4 separate regions of the Homo sapiens genome follow, and all the other regions are linked to region 1. A link is a contact called in ENCODE Hi-C or POLR2A ChIA-PET data. All regions are on one chromosome and are shown on one strand. Each heading gives the region's core, a stretch centred on a gene start or an enhancer-like site at or near the end of the contact. The rest is flanking DNA. Distances are from core to core; before and after follow the strand shown.

Region 1 (3,240 bases), core at 410-2,909:
AGACTCAGGCTAGAGTTTAAAGTGCGCCGCGCGGCGAGTCGCTGGACTCTTCTGGGTCTCACGTGGCTCCTGTGTCACATGGAGTGACAGGCCGGCGGAAGGCGCTTTAGTCGTCGCCCAGCGTTCTCCAAGGTGTAAGGAGGCAGGATCTTCCCATACTGGCGGCGCAGGGGGCCTCACGGCTGCGGACGCCCGCCCTGGATCTCTCAGCTCGGCAGATCCTTTGGGTGGAGAGGCGCTCTCCAGGGTCGCGGCGAAGGAGAGCGGCTTCTCGGCACGTCCCTCCGTATTTCTTCTAGATCAGCTCCGGCCCCACCGTCCAGGAGAGGGCCCGCCTGAGGACCTCTGTCTGTGCCGCGCGTGGTCAGCCCCGGTCCCCTCACTCCATGGCTGGCCCCTAGCCCTTCAGAGCGGACACCTCTCCTTAGGGATGCAGGGCGAGGAAGGGCGGGTGGAGCTGCGAACCCACGGGGACCTGGAGGACCTCTTGGCCCCCTGGAGAGGGGTACTATGAGAGGGATTCATGGGACACAGATTTGGGGGACTGGGTAATTTTACCCCCTTTGGCAACCATAAAAACCCTGAGCAAACGTGTCCATTCGCTATTTCGCAGAAATATACAATGCAGGCCCACACAGGCATCTCTGCGAGGCCCCCTAGTTAAGGGCGCAGCGTTCTTCGGAAGCTCTTGGTCTTGCTACCAGGGCGTCACCGGCTTTTCCGCACTGGGGACATTTCGTTTGGGCTCTGCGCAGCCGTTGCACCTAAGGCCCTGGGAGCTCCGCGTTCCTCCCCAGGCGCCCGGGACAAAGTGCCCGAGGGCTCCGCAGACGTCCAGCCCTGCCCGGGGCTCACGGCCGCCGGGGCTCTCCAACGGACCGTCGAGGGCCACGTTTTGCTGGGGTGTGAGCGACGATTCTTTTCCCGCCCTATGAGGCCCGCCACTAGCTAGGTGCCCCATGAGACGCCGTGGCGAGCACGGCTACCTGGCAGCTCGCCCGGGCAGCCCCAACTTAATTTCCTGCCCCTCGGGGCACCTTTCCCTCGAATAGCTCTCCTCGGCCCCTCCAGCCCTGCCCAAGGGGCCTGGAAATGTTCGCAGCTTCAAGAAAGGCTCTATTTAAGCACAGGATGGGGTGGGGCGGGCGGGGCCAAGATTGCCCTGGGGATTGAATTTATCTCCGCTCCCAGCGATCCCCGGCGGATAAAGCGCAAGTTTGTGCACACGGTCGACTGAGCCATTGGAAACCCAGCTCACGAACCGCAGCCAGGGAAACGGGAGTTTGCCCAGTTGTCCTTGCGGAGGGGTGTGCGGAAACGCCCGCGATGGGAACTTTCTGCAGATCATGTATGGAGGGAGCTCACAAAAAGGAGGAAGGGGAGCGCGGTGGGGAGGAGGCCGCGTGGGCGTGGAAGGTCCCAGGGTCCTGGGGGTGCCCGCCTGCTTAGGCGCAGGGAATGGCGCGGAGCTGGCTGGGGAAGGAGCCGATCACGTCCCGCAGGCTAATTGGCTTAAGAAATTTTGCAAGCGCTGGAAAAGGTCGTTGAAGGAGTTCGCTGCACGCGCACGCACACACATACACACACACACAAAATCTTAAAAAAAAAAAAAAAAAAAAAAAAAAAAGAGCGCCGAGCATGCGCACAGAGAGGATGCCATATTGGAATGAGCTGTAGTGGGAGCCGGAGGACCGGAGCGGGCGCGCGAGGGAGGCGGCGGGCGGGGAGCGAGCGGGCAAGGGCGGGCGAGCGAGCAAGCGAGCGAGGCCGGTGCCCTCCCGGGCGGCGACCGGGGCCTGGGTCCACGCCGAGGGCAGGACGAACTTCACCAGGTAGGACGCCGCGCCGGCTGCTGTCCCCGGCGCCCAGGCTGGCCGGAGAGCAGCCCTTCGGCCCGCAGGTTGAGTGCGCTGGTCAGGGGCTTTTTCCAGCCTAGGAAAAAAAAGGAAAAAAAAAAAAAGGAAGGAAGCCTGAGGGAGCTGGGGTTGGAGGTGGCGGGTGGGGGAAGGCTGGGGAGGGTGCAGGGGAGCGAAAGAGAAGGGCAGGAGAAGAAAGCGACTGCACTTGAGCGAAGCTTCAAACTCCTCTGTGCGCTCCAGGTTGTCATTTTTGCTTCCCGGGTCCCCTTCGCCTGCGTCTCCGGGCTCGGAAAAGCCGAGCCGTGCGGGAGTCCGTCCGGAGTTGCAAAGTGTCCTCCTTCCCCGGGCGCAGCCTGTCCCCTCCCGCCGCCCACCTTCCTCGTTTCTGCACTCATTTTAGCGACGCAGCCGCCGCTGCTACCTACCCCGCGCTCCCGCGTCTCCTCCGCGCTGGGGTCTCCCCTTTCTTTTGGTTTGGGTGGGAGAAAAAGATGGTGAGGACGGGGAATCGGAGACCGGCATGGGGGTAAAAATCGTGCAGACATTCGGAATCGCTCCCTTGGAAACATTTGCCTGAGCAACTGAAATAAAATTGGCAGTAGTAGTTTTGGAGCGTGCTCCAGCGAGGATGGTCTTTTTGTTCATTATTTTCTCTTTAAAGTAATATCCTGTCACTTAGGGGCTTTCCGGTTGTCTCCTCTTATTCGACCCCCTTTCAAAATTGCTGACTTGAGCTGGTTCTGGAGTTTATTTTTTAATATGCGTGCGTGGGTATGTGTATGTGTGTGTATGTTTTGCAGAAATCCGCCAAAATGCAACTGTAGGAACTGCGAGATGTATTTATTGATTTTGACCAGGGGCGGTGGGAAGGGGCTGGAGGGAGCTGGGGGATCCTGGAGGGTGGGAAGTGGCTGATTCTCGGTGGCCGGACACTCATCCAGAGCCTGATCCGTACTCGTGTTTTCTTGGAAGCGCCACAACTGCGGGGAAGGAGTCTTTAGAAACCGTGCCAGTTTCAATATGGCGGGCTAAGGTGGCTTTTAAAAACTGAAAATAAAGGTTTTGAGGTGGGAAAAAACCCAGCTGAAGTTTCCACCCCTTAGTTTCGACTCTCTTTGGCTACCCCAGGAAGCGCTTTAGCGAATTAAGTGGGGAAAAAAAGAAGGAATGGGCTGTCCGGTTTTTTTTTTCCGTGGTTAGAGTCTGTGTGTCAAGTCCATTGCTAGGGGGGAAAGGGATGGAGAAGTGCCCCTGGCCCGGACCAGGGCACCGAAACGCAACTGTCGTGTGTGCCTGTGGATTAGTGTGCAGGCCTGCGTGTGCGCAGTTTTTTTGGGTGTGTGTGTCAAAGAGAACCACCCCGAATGTGTGTGTGCGTCTT
Region 2 (3,240 bases), core at 233-2,732, 1.7 Mb after region 1:
TAACCCATTTTAACAACTATGTTTGGACCACAGGAGATGCTTATAATCTCCCTTTAAAAAAATTAGTTACATTTGGGCAAATGTTCTGTATACACAAAACTTCAAATATACCGTCTTGGTCTTCCTTAACATAATTGTGGACCTTTTGTCACCCTTTTTCTGGCCTGGCTTAGTTATTTATTGATGTACAGTACAGGACATACCGCATACAGTCACCCATTCCTATAAGGCAGTTTTTCGACAGAAGGGTATTCTTGCACCGTTAGGGGACACTGCTTTGCTATAAACCTCCTAGGCAGGATTACCGCCAGGCTCACCCCTAGTTTTATTCAGGGAACACTGTAGACTCTAGGATCGCGAATGCCATTCCAATAATACCATACACTTGTACGCCACATATTTAAGTTTTGGATACACTTTCATAAACTTTTCTATTCTAATTGTACCTTACAGGGAGAATAAGGAAGAGTAAGCGTGGTTTGTTTAAAGTTACAGATTTCAAATAGACAAGAAGCGACTAAGAGAAACTTGAGAATTCCCAAAGTAATCTTCCTCAAAATTTCAGTCATCAACCCAGTTCTCCCACGAAACGCTGCTTGGCGCCGCCTTCAGACAAACTTCTGTGTTGCTCGCACCAAGTTATCCCAACGCGGCTTGCGCTTGCTGCTGAAATGACCCTCCCTTCGGAGAGACCTGTTTTACCCTAAAAAGAAAAGGTGGCGCATTGCCATGAAGTCTCGAGTAGCAGCAGGCTTCACGCAGAACCCGCAGGAAATGATTTCCCAGCCGGTGCAAACCCGAAGACGGAAACTTCAGCCAAGAACTTATCAGCATATCCCTGAGGACGCAGCTGTCCCCTGACAGGCGACGCAAACGAAACGCCTCAGAAAGGGGCAAGATGACACGGTTAGGATCTCCCTGCCGGCGACACCGAGCGCGGCCACAGGTTGTAGCGCAGGACAGAAGGTTGAGTCATCTAGAAGGCGCCGACCCCTCCCACCCCCTCACCCGGAGCGCGGCAAAAGGCAAGGAGAACGCGTCGACCCTCGCAGCCAAGCCCCGGCAGCTGCCCGAGCGCTCGGCCTCGGGGACCCGCCGTCCTCCTCGCAGGGTTCCCGGGCGCCCAGGCCGAGGAGGGACTTACCCGTCCTTGGCGTGGCCGCCGCCCCCGAGGACCTGAGATCCCGGCTCGGCCTCCTTCCCATGCTTCTCCCGGCCGTGCTCTGCGTCCTCCCGGGCCCTCGCGACACCGGCGCACGTGGGAAGCACCAGTCGCCGGCTCCGCGCTCCCGCGGGGACCCCCCTCAGGGGCACGCCGTCCGCCCCAGCCCCGGGGTCCTCGCCGCGGGCGCTGACAGGGACGCCGCGGCCGCCCGCGCTCTGTCTCCCGTCAGGGTCACGGGCAAGAGGCAACCCCGGGACGCCCGGCAGCCTGCGAGAACATGCCGACTTTCTCTCTGACCGGCGCTAGCAACCGGAAGCAAAACCTCGCGGCCAAAGGAAAAGAAAAGGGGAGGGGGGGGCAAAAAAAGAAAGTGAAAACTGAAGTGAGGCGTCTCCCTCAGAGATGGGAACCAATCGCCGGGAAGAAACCAAGGCGCAGGCGCGGACCGAGGTCAGCGTCCACGCGGCGCTCGCGTCTCCCCTCTGCGCAGGCGTAAGGCCACAGCTCGCTCCTGATTAGGCGGCCGATCCCAACGAGCGCGTGGTGTCTCGCGTTGCCGACCCTTGACAGGAGGCGGAAGATGCCCTTGGGAAGAGGCGGGAGACGCTCTCTCGGCTGACCTACAGTGCTGTGGCTGTGGCCCACGTGGTCGCCTTCGGGCGCCTTCTCCCTTCTCAGCGTTTCATTCCCCAGGTGCTGCTGCAAGAACAGTTTATTTGTCTGGCCCGAATGCGACATTTTGGAAATTTTGCCCTTGTTTTAATCCATATAGTAGGTGTGGCTGTTACCCCCTAGGAAAGCATCTCTAGAAATTTATAACACATGCACAGAGAGCTAAGGTGACCATCAATAAATTCAGGTTTACCCTTGCCCATGATAAATAGTCATGCAAACATCATTTAACTGTAGGGACACCTTATGAGAGAGATGCCTCATTAGGCAATTTGGTCCTTGAGTGAACATCACAGAAACCTAGAAGCATAACCTACTACATACTTACACCATAAGCCATAGCCCATTACTCCTGGCTACAAACCCATGCTATATGTTATTGTACTGAATACTGTGGACAATTATAACACAATGGTAAGTATTTGTATAAGCATATCTAGACATAGAAAAGGTACAATAAAAATACAGTATGAAAAATAATGGTACACCTGTGTAAGGCATTCTCACGAATGGACCTTGCAGTACTGGGAGTTGCTCTGGGTGAGTCTGTGAGTGAGCAATGAGAATGTGAAGGTCTGGGACATTACTGTACACTCTTGTAGACTTTATAAACACTGTACACCTAAGCTACACTGAATTTATTTTTTTAAATTTTTTCATAATTAACCTTAGCTTACTGTAACTTTTTAACTTTTTAAAACTTTTAAAAAACTTTTTAAGACTCTTTTGTAATAACACTTAGCTTAAAACAAACACATTGTACACAAATATTTTCTTTATATCCTTAATCTGTAAGTTTTTTTCTATTTAAAAATTTTTTTAATTTACTTTTTAAACTTTTTTGTTAAAAACTAAGACACAAACACACATTAACCTGGGCCTACACAGGGTCAGGATCATCAACATCATTGTCTTCACCTCCATTTTGTCCCACTGGGGGGCTGGGATTACGGTGGAGCCACTGCGCCTGGCCATGTGTGCTGTACTTTTATATGACTGGCAGTGCAGTAGATTCATTTACACCAGCATCACCACAAACATATGAGTAATGTGTTGCTGTACGAAATTAAGATGGCTACGACATCACTAGGCAATAGAACTCTTCAGCTCTATTATAATCATATAAGATCACTGTTGGATATGTGGTCTGTTGTTAACTGAAACATTAAGTGACATATGACTGTACCAATGAGAGAGATTAAGTGCTAATGAACATGTATCATGAGTCAAGCACTGTGCTGGTAATACCAAGAGATTCAGTCATTGTGTTTACTGTTTACTGTAACCAGGTGCTGTAATAGACACTGGTTTTACAATCATGAACAAGCTAGATAAGGACCCTGCCTATAATGGAATTTATTCCAGAGGTGAGTGACAAACACAGGTAAATCACCACGACAAGA
Region 3 (3,240 bases), core at 252-2,751, 1.4 Mb after region 1:
TTAAGTATTGAGAGAAATTGAATAATGTGGGATTTCCCCAGTTGGAGTAAGGGTGGCTATTCCTGCTTAGAAAAAAAGAATGGACCTTGTGTGGTCACTGCCGGATGGTAGGTTCATTATTCTTTCTACTTTTTTTTTTTAAATTTAAGAGACAGGAACTGGCTGTGTTGCCCAGGCTGGAGTGCAGTGGTGCGATCTCAGCTCACTGCAACCTCAGCCTCCTGGGTTCAAGTGATTCTCCTGCCTCAGCCTCCTGAATAGCTGGGATTACAGGCGCCCGCCACCATGCCCAGCTAATTTTGGTATTTTTAGTAGAGATGGGGTTTCACCATGTTGGCCAGGCTAGTCTCGAATTCCTGACTTCAGGCGATCCACCTGCCTTGGCCTCCGAAAGTGCTTGGATTTCAGGAGTGGCCACCGCGCTCGGCCCTAAATTCTTTTATTTAACTTTTAAGTTCAGGGTTATAAGTGCAGGTTTGTTATAAAGGTAAACCTGTGTCTTGGGGGATTATTGTACAGATTATTTCGTTTTCAAAGAGAATTTGCAAGTATGTCACAAAAGCCTCATAAACACGTTGTGAGATTTTAAGAGGCAATGACCGAGGCTTGGAGATGTCTCGTCCTGTCCAATGTCACCGCTAGACCTGAGAATCTGCACTTGGGAGCTTACAGACCCGGTTCTCAGGCTTCACTTGAGACCCCAAGAAAGAAAAAAACCCACCAGCCAAAGAGGAGGATGGCAGCCTGGAAGAACCTAAGGAAGCGAGGCTCAGAGGTGAAGCACTGTGGCTCCTCTCCCCCTTCTCCCCCCTCCGCCCCCTCTCCTTCTAAGATGAGGCATTTTCTAGGGGAGCAAAGCTGCAGCAGGAATTCGGCGAAGTGGCGGAGCTGGGGCCCCAGCGGGCGCCGGGGGCCGCGGGAGCCAGCAGGTGGCGGGGGCTGCGCTCCGCCCGGGCCAGAGCGCACCAGGCAGGTGCCCGCGCCTCCGCACCGCGGCGACACCTCCGCGGGCACTCACCCAGGCCGGCCGCTCACAACCGAGCGCAGGGCCGCGGAGGGAGACCAGGAAAGCCGAAGGCGGAGCAGCTGGAGGCGACCAGCGCCGGGCGAGGTCAAGTGGATCCGAGCCGCAGAGAGGGCTGGAGAGAGTCTGCTCTCCGATGACTTTGCCCACTCTCTTCGCAGTGGGGACACCGGACCGAGTGCACACTGGAGGTCCCAGAGCACGACGAGCGCGGAGGACCGGGAGGCTCCCGGGCTTGCGTGGGTAAGGTCCTGGGTCCCCACCGGGCACGGCCCATGCGTCCCGGGGACAGGGGTGGCTGTGCGGTGCCGCGGCGGCCGGCGGGGCTCCTTCCCCAGCAGGGGTGGGGACGCTGAGTCACGGATCTGTCACCGCTTTGCACCTCTCCGAGCCCTCGGGGGCCAAAGCAAAAGCGAAAGCGAATGCGACTGGCGGGGCGGCAGGTCCCAGAGCAGCGCTCGCCACCTCCCCCCGGCCTGGGCAGCGCTCGCCCGGGGAGTCCAGCGGTGTCCTGTGGAGCTGCCGCCATGGCCCCGCGGCGGGCGCGCGGCTGCCGGACCCTCGGTCTCCCGGCGCTGCTACTGCTGCTGCTGCTCCGGCCGCCGGCGACGCGGGGTAGGGAGCTGGGAGCAGGGGCGCCCGGGCGGGACTTGGAAGGGGGCCGGGACGTGGAGCTGGAGGGAACCGGGCGCCCCATCTCCCCGGGCCGTGCGGGGGCGTCGGTGCCCTCGGGAGCGCGGTGCGCGCAGGCCCAGGCCGGGGAGGGGACGCGGCGCCGGGCAGGAGGGACACGTGCCGGGAGCCGGGGTCGCAGGGAGAGCGCCGCCGCTGCGCCCGGGTCACCCACGTAAGGGAGCGGGCGGCCTGGCTGGGGTCTCCGAGGCCGAGGTCAGGAGCAGTTCTGAGAAGCCCGTTTTGGCCACGGGAGCGCGGAGCCGGCGGCGTCCAGCAGTTTGGAGACACGGGCGAGTGCGCTTCTCCCAGGCGCCTGGACTGCAGGGCGGGTGTTGCATAGCACGCGGTCCTCGGAGGGGTCCGGGAGAAACTACTCCTCCCGACTCCCAGGCAAAAGTAAATTATGTCAGTGGGAGCTGGGAGGGTGGGGAGGAGCTGTGTCCCAGGGGGAAACGCGTCGGGCAAGTTGCACACCTGGGGACCTGGAAACAACTTCCAATTCTTAAGCGATCAGGAAACCAGCAGAGGCGGTCGGGACCGGATGGGGGTGGGGAGTGGGGGCCAGCCTGGAGTCTACACTCGCAGAAAAAGGGGGAAGAGATCTGTGATCGCTTGGTGTATTCGAGAAGAAAGCGGGTCGCGGAGCTCTGATCTCGGCAGGGAGGACGGAATGAGCGATTCCTAGGGGTTTTGTCCCGGCAGCCAGAGGAAGGAGGAAAACAGTAGCAGGGTCTAGCTCTATCCTTGTCAGCGCTTCTTTATCTTTTTATAGTCAGGGAGCTCTTGGAGGGTCTGATGAAAGCTATGAACCCCCGGCCCCCAGAAAAATGCATGAATGAACATAGTTACAAAATGTGCATATGATTTTGGGGTCAAAGCCCCACTGAAGGCCATCCATGGACTCTCTATAGGAATTAGTAACGCCATGATCTGTGTGTGTTTTTAAGCGAGACCCTGAATAATTTACATCCAGTCGGGCCAGTCTGCCCAGGCCCTGGCCAAAGCCATTCCACGCACAGTTGCTGCTGCCTGGTGTGGCCTGAACGCCCCCCCACCCTCTGCCACCCCCACCCCAGCTCTGCGAGGCTTCTTGAAGTTTCGTTTTCATGAGACTCTGATGCTTGGATTTCCCCCCACATCTGAGAAGCAGAGTTAGTTGGTGACCGGTTGGTTCCTCCCAGTTGGCTAGCAGTGTCACAGGACCCCATAGCTGGCAACTGGGGCAGCTGGATTACACAATATGAAAGTGAAATGCAGCCTTAGTCAAAGCCCAGCAGAGAGGAGGTGTCTTCCTTGAAGACTGAGTGGATAGGGGAGCACCACTGTGAGATCTCTGATCTCATCAGCTGCACAGCCTTGCCCTTTGACCTTAGAAAGATGTTGCTACCTTCCCTTCCCAAAGCTCTCAATGTTTTTTCTTTTTCTTTTTCTTTCTTTCTTGTTTTCTTTTTTGAGACGGAGTCTCACTCTGTCACCCCGGCTGGGGTGCAGTAGCGCGATCTCAGCTCACTGCAACCTCCGCCTCCTGGGTTCAAGCGATT
Region 4 (3,240 bases), core at 296-2,795, 1.3 Mb after region 1:
ATCCACTTTAAATAAAGCTGCATTTGGAAGTGTACAACAATTCTCTCAAGAGCCTCCAGAAAGGCTGCCTTTGGTTCCGCAGAGCTCCACAACCGCACAACCTGCTCTGTTATAAACTGGACAGCACGCAGCACCTTGCTTAACTAACTCTAAAAATAAAGCCCTCTCGTTTAGCTCACTAAACTGTTACCCCATATTCCCTAAAAGCTGTCATTACGATCAAAATGTCTGCAGCCTTTACAACTAAAAATGTGGAAACTTGTGTTGCATCCTTTTAAAAACTCCATCTGCTGCGGGGAGCCAGTGCACATCTACCCATCTATTTGAGTATATGCGAATCTTGCCCTTATCTAGAATATCCTATTTCCCATCCATATGCCTGGCTCTAGCAAAATAAGGACCCTCAATGGCGCTTCTTTACTGCTTCTCAAGAAACCTCCATGTTCTGACCTGACTACTCCTGGAAACACAGCAGCCCCTCCTCAAACCTTTCTTTCTGCCTAACCTGCAGCTTCCAGAACGCACTACGGGGCTTCGCTTCTGCTACTTTCGCACTTACTTCCTCCGCCGGCAGCCTTTTTCCCACCTCTCACATCTAACAACGTACCTTCAAGACTCAACATAAGCATGACCTCCTCTCTCAAGAGAGGTCCTTCCAGACCCCACTTGCGTTTCTCAAATCAACCCGGGCCTGGGTTTTCACGCCTGCTTTCCCAGAAACCAAACTCCTGCAAGCAGGGGCAGAACCTCATTCCACCTGCATTCTCCGATCATTACACATTCTCGGGGCAAGAGGCGAAGCTCAAAGACTGCCTGGGGTCGGACGTGAGCGCTGAAACACCGCTCAAACTGCACGAGCCGAGGCGACGCCGGGGTTAGGGCTGCATTCCTGTCCCGGGCAGCTCCGGAGTCTGAGAAACGCCAACGTCTGCACTCCCAGTTCTGAGACCCCGGGAGGAACCGGCTCCGAGCCCCAGAGAGGGGCAACCGTGCAGGGCCAGGGGGGACACGCTACGGGCTACTCGGTTCTGGTGACCAGACAATTTCGTCAGGATGCGGTGCACGAGACGGAGAAGAAACGCTCTTCAGCACCAAACAGCCCGAGGCAGACATGAGGAGGAGGAGGAGGAAGGGAAGAGGGAGAAGGTCAGGGCCAGGGTCACCAGAGGCGGCGGCGGGCGGAGGGTACCGGGCCGCAGCCGCGTGGAGAGACCAGCGCCCGCCGCGGGGACTGAGACCCTCGGAGGCTCCGGCTGCGCTGGCCCGGCCTCCGCCCCTCGCGACGGGCCTAAAGCCGCGGGCTTGCGTCTAGCGCCTCCCGGGAAGGCGCGCCCGCCTCAGGTCCCGCCAGGCCACCCACCCGGGGCCGCCGGGGCGCCACTTACCCGGCCCGCCCGGCCGACTCTGCCCATGAGCCGCGCCGGCGGCAGAGCGGAGCCGGGCGGCACTCCGCGGAAACCCGCCAGCGGCAGGAGGCCTCGGCGGCGCCCACCCTTCGCTGAGTCCTCAGGGCGCTCGGCGGCGCGGGGTCAGGGAGCGCGGGCTGCCGGGAGAGCGCGCCCGCGCCTGCGCCCCGCCTGCGCCTGCGCCTGCTTCGGCCTCTGCGCCTGCGCCGAGGGCGCCTTGCCGCACTGCCCCCTGCCCGCGGGAGGACCGCACTGCACGCTCCCCTCCGCCGGCGTCTTCTTACCATCAAGAGGTGTCGCCCTGGCGCACATTTTCGAAATTCCACAAGGCTTGGGGAGCGCGGCAGCGCCCCCAGATGGTGAGGAGGAGAAGTGGTCCGAGGCCGGGCTTTCTGATAGGGGAGGTGGGGGAAGTCCCTCCAGGCCCCTCGATCTCATTCATTCAAAGCCACTCCTATATAAGCAAAAAGTTGAAAATAAGTCTGCATAGGCCAGATGCTGCAAAAGGATGGCAAGGAGCACGAGGTTAAGCGTAAGATTATGGAAACAGATGCCGCGATTAGGGGTACAGAAAAGAATGTCAATGCTATAAAGCCTCGGTCTTTAAAAACGACGTCGCTGACAGAAGCAGGGAGGGAAAGGGAAAGTGGGACTTCGGGTAAATATGATTTTTACATCTGTAATTAATTGGGTGTCAAATAGAGTTCAAGCCGATAAATCAAATAGTAGAGATTTAAGCAGACGTCTTAGTCCGAAGGAGTATACCAAGAAAGTTACTATAATCCATTAAAATCCAGTCATTAAGAAAACGGGAAAAGGGGGAAAAAAGAAATACAGTGGAGAGACAAAAGACAATCTAAAGAAATAGAGGATTAAGGACGTCATGGGATGGTATGATTCTGAGGGTAACCCAGAACAAAACTACAAAGCTTTCAAATAATCCACACATACATGCACCCACACATACATGCATGCACACACACACACACACACACAAAACCACAGCAAAAAAAATATATATATAGGGAAATATTTTAAAAAGTTACAAAACAGAAAGCGTAACCAAACTATATGACAGAACAAGACCAAATGTCTCACAAGAAGAAATATAGACCTAAGCTTACCTACTAAAAAACTACAATCTCAGATAGGAGCACAAACCATCATGCAACTCAGTGTTGTATACAAGAAAGTGCTAACGTTATTCTGAGTTTGAAAATACAAGATTGGAAAAGATATACCAGGAATATGCAAAAAAATTAAAAAAATCAGGAATCACAAACCGCTTACTACAAAGTTGATTTCAGGGCAAAAAGCATTAAGTAAGATTAAGAAGGACATTTTATAATCTTGAGGAGCACAATTCACAATCAAGAAAAAAATAGGAAAAATAGGAAAATCTTTGCACCAAATCACATAATCTCATTATTCATAGCAAACACTGTAGGAGTGAGTGAATAGACAGAAATAATTGGCACACTCCTTGCCAGACGAAGAGTACAAAAAGTAAATGGGGATTGAGAAGACCTAAAAATACAATTCCTATGATAGATCTAATATATCAAACACTGTCCCCTAAATAGACATTACATCTTTTCCAGTGTCTAAGGAATATTCACAACAATTAGTCATATTTTAAACCACAGAGAAAAATCTTAACATAGTCCAATAAGTAGAATCATATCGGTAATATTATCTGCAGCAATTCAATAAAAGTAGAAATTAATGAAAAAACAGAAAATAAAACATGCCTACCCCTTGAAAATTTTTAAATGCTTAAATAACACTTGGACTAAAAAGGAAAACAAAATCAAAATAACATAATATCTAGAAA

Evidence for each region. A loop is a pair of places that touch in the nucleus more often than their neighbours do. ChIA-PET counts read pairs that join two places held with the same protein, here RNA polymerase II (POLR2A). Pooled maps may share reads with other maps.
Region 2: a map of B cell shows a loop between it and region 1 (13-fold over the local background). The contact joins the promoter of TASOR2 here to the promoter of SFMBT2 in region 1. A Hi-C loop is called at or near these places in 1 of 168 maps with a recorded cell type or tissue (B cell) and 4 of 50 pooled maps. POLR2A ChIA-PET finds 5 or more read pairs at or near these places in 1 of 52 experiments (T-cell).
Region 3: a loop to region 1 is called in a pooled map, with 4 times the contacts of the local background. The contact joins the promoter of IL15RA here to the promoter of SFMBT2 in region 1. A Hi-C loop is called at or near these places in 1 of 168 maps with a recorded cell type or tissue (breast epithelium), 1 of 37 single-sample maps with no recorded cell type and 3 of 50 pooled maps.
Region 4: a loop to region 1 is called in a pooled map, with 4 times the contacts of the local background. The contact joins the promoter of RBM17 here to the promoter of SFMBT2 in region 1. A Hi-C loop is called at or near these places in 5 of 50 pooled maps.

What each region holds. Positions count from the first base shown.
Region 1 is chr10:7,409,453-7,412,692 of GRCh38, reverse strand. It overlaps SFMBT2 (Scm like with four mbt domains 2), which reads left to right and starts at 1,659. Exons shown (of 21, transcript NM_001387889.1): 1 at 1,659-1,832. RefSeq lists enhancers at 1-489, 490-1,410 and a silencer at 1,646-1,785.
Region 2 is chr10:5,683,080-5,686,319 of GRCh38, reverse strand. It overlaps TASOR2 (transcription activation suppressor family member 2), which reads right to left and starts at 1,482. Exons shown (of 22, transcript NM_001321783.2): 1 at 1,145-1,482. RefSeq lists enhancers at 639-818, 1,439-1,548, 1,689-1,928 and silencers at 1,039-1,088, 1,129-1,388.
Region 3 is chr10:5,975,804-5,979,043 of GRCh38, reverse strand. It overlaps IL15RA (interleukin 15 receptor subunit alpha), which reads left to right and starts at 1,501. Exons shown (of 7, transcript NM_002189.4): 1 at 1,501-1,639. The coding sequence starts at 1,552. RefSeq lists silencers at 738-1,407, 1,498-1,877 and enhancers at 2,768-2,847, 2,978-3,240.
Region 4 is chr10:6,087,339-6,090,578 of GRCh38, reverse strand. RBM17 (RNA binding motif protein 17) reads right to left here and starts at 1,545. Exons shown (of 12, transcript NM_032905.5): 1 at 1,386-1,545. RefSeq lists silencers at 814-873, 1,144-1,233, 1,244-1,683 and enhancers at 49-887, 1,844-1,893.